Regions from separate parts of the Homo sapiens genome. Here region 2 is linked to region 1. Evidence: read pairs that join two places in POLR2A ChIA-PET (ENCODE). Cell type or tissue: endothelial cell of umbilical vein. All regions are shown on one strand. Links, peaks and the distances in the headings refer to the core of each region. The heading gives the core; the rest is flanking DNA.

Region 1 (2,920 bases), core at 129-2,628:
CAAGTGTCTTCTTTAAGAATATGGAGATATTGACTTATCATCATTAGTCTCTAGGATTTCTGTGGGGGCTACTTTTCTGTCTTTGATTCCACAACCAGGTCAGTCTTCCTGGTTGACTATATAGCTGCTTGACTATAAAGCGGTTGAAAAAATTCCCTGTGATTACTTGATTATGCTCAGATTTGTTAGATTCTATTTCAGTAGAATATGTTGATATGAATTTGCCAACATGTTGATAGGTATAACTTGTAAAGAGGGCTGTCTGGTTCAATATTGGCTTAAAGCAGGGAAGAGGGTTTCTTTACTGCAGGGCTTCCTTGCACCTTTAATATGTTAATATGCATTGGTGATCTCTTAAAGGGGGAATAAATATTTCATCAATTCTAAGTAGCACTTCCCTCTGTACTTTATTATCTCTGAGGTAGGATGCTTCTTACAGTCAGTGGTATCTTATAGCAGTTGTTGGTCAGGCAGCAGTTTTGCCATGGTTGTCATTGCCTGGGTACATGCGATGTTGGCCATAGCTATTTTTGTTGTCACATCAGCTGAGTTAGGTATATTCCTAGCACAGCATAGAATGATGTTTCATTGCTCTTTAAAGTATCTTCATAAAGATCACACCATGAATTGGTATTGACATGAAAAGTTACTGTATATGTCAAAAGGTATGGAAACAGAGCAGTCGGGTATATACAAGATCTTAGAGCAGCAGAAGCTCATCATTGTAGGTTAACTACATGTCTTAGTCTATTTGAGCTGCTATAGCAAAATGCCACAAACCGAGTAGCTTACAAGCAACAGAAATTTATTTCTCGAAGTTCTGGAGGCTAGAACATCCAGGGTGAAGGCTCTGGCAGATTCAGAGTCTGGTAAGGGGATACACTTTCTGGTTCATGGATGGTGCTTTCTCACCATGTCTTCTCATGGTGGAAGCGTCAATGAGATTCTCTCAGGCCTTTTTGCTGTTGTTGTTAAAGTGAAAACAAGTTTATTAGGAAAGTAAAGAAACAAAAGAATGGCTATTCTATAGGCAGAGTAGCCACATGGGCTGCTTATAGTTATTTCTCGATTATATGCTAAACAAAGGGTGGGTTATCACGAGTTTCCTAGGAAAAGGGTAGGCAATTCCCTGAACTGAGGGTTCCTGTTCCTCCCCTTTTTAGGCCATACAGGTTAACTTCCTGACATTGCCATGGCATTTGTAAACTGTCATGGCACTGGCGGAGTGTCTTTCAGCTTGCTAATGCATTATAATTAGCATATAATGAGCAGTGAGGATGACTAGAGGTCACTTCCATCCCCATCTTGGTTTCAGTGGGTTTTGGCCAGCTTCTTTTCCTCAACCTGTTTAATCAGCAGGGTCTTTGTGACCTGTATCTTGTGCCAAACTCCTATCTCATCCTGTGACTAAGAATGTCTAATCTCCTGGGAATGGAGCCAAGTCGGTCTCATCCTTATTTTACCCAGCTCCTATTCAAGATGGAGTTGCTCTGGTTCAAATGCCTCTGACATGTTTTCCCCTCCCTTTTTACAAGGGGACCCTTAATCCTAACGGTTACAGAGGGATGAAGAGTCACCCTCTGTAACTTCTTCAGGCTGAATAGGGGCTGAATATTCCTGTCTCAGGCATTTTTTAATGTGCACTAATCCCACTCATAAAGGCTCTGTCCTCAGGACCTAATCACTTCCCAAAGGCCCCACCTCCTGTTACCATCACCTTGGGGGTTAGGATTTCAATGTATGAATTTTAGGAGGACAAACATCTAGCCCACAGCACTACAGTTCCTTATCTTCTTGCAAAGCAATAACCAAATGCTTGATAGAACTTAAGAAAGGAAGATACCCAGTAGCTAGGGCTATATTTGTTACCGAGGTAGGCGCACAAGGAGTGGCTACCACTCACCAAGGGAGCAACACAACTGAAACCAGGAAAATCGCCAAATCCCTGGGGAAAGCATTGTGTCCTAATTTAATTGGCATTGCTTTTTCTTTCCTAGTGGTATGTAATCAATAACTTTGTAGATTTGATGACATATGTTAGTGTGAAGCGTTTTCAATCTTATTTGACCACAGGCTCTTGTTTCCCTAGAAACATCTCTTGGAACTACTGTTCTGTAGAATTGAATAATGATAATATTTAATACTTACAATTAGCCAGTCAGTATTTACATTTTTCACCTATATTAACTAAATTAATTCTCACTACCATCTCATGAAATAGGCACTATTGGCCGGGCGCAGTGGCTCAAGCCTGTAATCCCAGCACTTTGGGGGACTGAGGTGGGTGGATCACCTGAGGTCGGGAGTTCGAGACCAGCCTGACCAACATGGAGAAACCCCGTCTCTACTAAAAATACAAAAAAAAATTAGCCAGGCATGGTGGCGCATGCCTGTAATCTCAGCTACTCGGGAGGCTGAGGCAGGAGAATTGCTTGAACCTGGGAGGCAGAGGTTGTGGTGAGCCGAGATCGTGCCGTTGCACTCCAGCCTGGGCAACAAGACGGAGTGAAACTCCATCTCAAAAGACAAAAACAGAAACAAATACAAACAAAAAGAAATAGGCACTATTATTTTCCCCATGTTGCAGATGAGGAAACTGAGGCACATGGACATTAAGTAACTTGCCTAAACTCACACAGCTAGTGTAGTAGAGCAAGGATTCAAACCCAGGCAGATTGTGTGTTCTTTAGCAGTAGGGCCCATAGTTTGGAAAACGCTATTCTAGCCACAGACTAGGGAGGAGAATGCTGCAAATCCGACTCATAGCTAAAAAATGAATAAGTGGCACAACCACCACTGCTTCTTAAAATAGCAGGAATCTACAGGGAAATATAAAGATTTCTTTGCTCTTTGTTTATATTGTGAATGTGTTGTTACCTTTTGTATATGCCTTGTTCACTCCCTCCAGGTTGTGAACATT
Region 2 (2,920 bases), core at 118-2,617, 220 kb before region 1:
TCCCGGATTCAAGCGATTCTCCTGCCTCAGCCTGCCGAGTAGCTGTTACAGGCATGAGCCAACATGCCCAGCTAATTTTGTTTTTTTAGTAGAGATGGGATTTCTCCATGGTGATCAGGCTGGTCTGGAACTCCCGACCCCAGGTGATCCGCCCGCCTCAGCCTCCCAAAGTGCTGGGATTACAGGCGTAAGCCACCACTCCTGGCCTTTTTTTTTGTTTGTTTTTTTGAGACAGAATCTCGATCTGTGGCTCAGGCTAGAGTGCAGTGGCGCAGTATCCATTCACTGCAACCTCCGCCTCCCAGGTTCAAGTGGTTCTCCTGCCTCAGCCTCCTGAATACCTGGGATTACAGGTGCCCACCACCACGTCTGGCTAATTTTTGTTTTTTTAGTAGAGATGGGATTTCGCCATGTTGGCCAGGCTGGTCTCAAACTTCTGACCTCAGGTGATCCGCCTGCTTCGGCCTTTCAAAGTGCTGAGATTATAGGCATGAGCTACCAGGCCTGGCCTAGACTGACATTTCTAAAGACTGCTTGGGTGGGGCTTACGTAGAAGGGAGCAGAGAAAGCAAGACTGGAGGGCATTGGGGGTAGTGAGCAGATCCCTCTTTCTGAAATCTGTTTTGTTTTTCCCTAGGAAAATGGTTCTCAAACTTTTTGGTCTCAGGATTGTTTAAACTCTTAAAAATAATTCAGGCCCCAAAGAGCTTGTGTTTATATAGATTATATATATCAATGTTTATCATTCTCAAAATGAAAACTGAGAAATAGAAAACTATTTGTTAAAAAATAACAATGTTAGGGTTGGGCACTGTGGTTCATGCCTGTAATTCTGGCACTTTGGGAGGCTTGCATGAGCCCAGGAGTTTGAGACTTGGCAGCATAGAGACCCTATCTCTACAAAAAATAGAAAAGATAGCTCGGCACAGTGGCACATATCTGTAGTTTTAGCCACCTGGGAGGCTGAGGTGGGAGGATCCCTTGAACCTAGGAGTTTAAGGTTGTAGTGAGCTATGATGAAGCCACAGCACCCTAGCCTGAGTAGTAGAGCATGACTGTCTCAAAAACAAACAAGCAAACCCAACAACATTAAATCTGTTACATGTGAATGTAAAGATTAGTTGCAATACAACTTCATGGTCTTTTTCTGGATTTGATTGGGTTTCAGTTGGTATTACATACCTGCCTCCTTTGTGGAAACAGCATTATGAAATGGATATTAAAGTGCTCTTGAGTTGGGATGTGGTCAGTAAGAAAATCACCATGTTTATTTTTGCACAGGTGTTTCCCTTTTTATGGAGTTGGGCCAAAGTACTCCTGTACTGTAGTTTCTAGTGGCTTGAAGTAGGTTGGGTAGGGTAGGCCTTGGGCGGGGTGAATCTTGCCAGTAAACTAAATCCCAGGTAGGTGGGAAGTGGGGCGGTAATCTAGAAGGGTGAGGAGGATGGTCCCTACCCCTTGCATATCTGGAAAGGCTTTTAGATAGCACTGTCCTGAAGATCAAGGCACTCATGATTGTCAAGAACAAGGCTGTAGAATTATTTTCATGAGATTTTTCCCAATTATGGCTGAATGTAGCTGTGAAGAGGCAGAATCAAGAATTCCATGAGGAATTGATTGAGATTGTGGGAGTCACATTTGGGAAAGCTTCTTGGAGAGTCATGAGTTATAAAGTGAGTGTGTGTTCTGAAAGAGTATCATTAGAGGAATCTCACAATCGTATGTTTTATCCTGTGAATTCTTAGAAATGCAGAAATAGGCGGGGCGCGGTGGCTCACGCCTGTAATCCCAGCACTTCGGGAGGCCGAGGCAGGTGGATCACGAGGTCAGGAGATCCAGACCATCCTGGCTAACACGGTGAAATCCCGTCTCTACTAAGAATAGAAAAAATTAGCCGGGTGTGGTGGCAGGCGCCTGTAGTCCCAGCTACTCGGGAGGATGAGGCAGAAGAATGGCGTGAACCCGGGAGACGGAGGTTGCAGTGAGCCGAGATCGCGCCTCTGCACTCCAGCCCGGGCGACAGAGCGAGACTCCGTCTCAAAAAAAAAAAAAAAAAAAAAAAAGAAAAAGAAAAAAGAAAGAAAAAGAAAGAAATGCGGAAATCATTTCTTGAATGTGAAGAGGCTTCAGTATTTCACAGCTCAATTGTTAGAATTTACTTTAGCAAGTTAGATTTATCCATTGCACACTTCTACTTGAAATTAAAGGCCTCTCGGCTGGGTGTGGTGGCTCACGCGTGTAATCCCAGCACTTTGGGAGGCCAAGGCGGGCAGATCACGAGGTCAGGAGATCGAGACCATCCTGGCTGACACGGTGAAACCCCATCTCTACTAAAAAAATACAAAAAAATTACCCAGGCGTGGTGGTGGGCGCCTGTAGTCCCAGCTACTCGGGAGGCTGAGGCAGGAGAATTGCATGAACCTGGGAGGCAGAGCTTGCAGTGGGCCGAGATTGCACCACTGCACTCCAGCCTGGGCAACAGAGCGAGACTGTCTCAAAAAAAAAAGAAAAAAGAAAAAAGAAAAAAAAAGAAATTAAAGGCCTCTCACGTGAAGCACAGGATAATTTGGTTTCGACAAACAGTGTTTCTGAGTTATCACAGGGAGGGCCCAGGTTTTGTTGACTGTGAAAATCTTTTGATATTTCAGAAGGCTTCTTATCATAATCCTTTCCTTGTTTTTTTTTTTTTTTTGTTTTGTTTTTTTAATGTTGCTCAGGTTGGTCCTACCTTTCTTTGTACTTGTGGTCACAAGATGACTAAAATATGTTTTGCCCCCACCTTTCTTTAGTTTAATACACTATCTTACTCAAAGTTAGTTGTTTTTTTGTTTTGTTTTGTTTTGTTTTAGGGGGACGGAGTTTCACTCTTTCGCCCAGGCAGGGGTGAAATGGCACAATCTCGGCTCACTGCAACCTCCGC

The links. Peaks named below come from ENCODE experiments on the same cell type or tissue, not always from the same donor. Only the 100,000 strongest peaks of a DNase experiment are listed, where the experiment ranks them.
Region 2: POLR2A ChIA-PET joins it to region 1 with 9 read pairs; 5 of 35 experiments call an interaction of 5 or more read pairs at or near these places.

What each region holds. Positions count from the first base shown.
Region 1 is chr12:68,350,791-68,353,710 of GRCh38, reverse strand. No RefSeq gene overlaps it. Among named protein-coding and RNA genes, the nearest start is that of MDM1, 20 kb to the right of the region's middle. In endothelial cell of umbilical vein, for the core only: no CTCF peak of the experiment used is centred there; a DNase peak (open chromatin) is centred at 1,400.
Region 2 is chr12:68,567,475-68,570,394 of GRCh38, reverse strand. No RefSeq gene overlaps it. Among named protein-coding and RNA genes, the nearest start is that of RAP1B, 42 kb to the left of the region's middle. In endothelial cell of umbilical vein, for the core only: no CTCF peak of the experiment used is centred there; no DNase peak of the experiment used is centred there.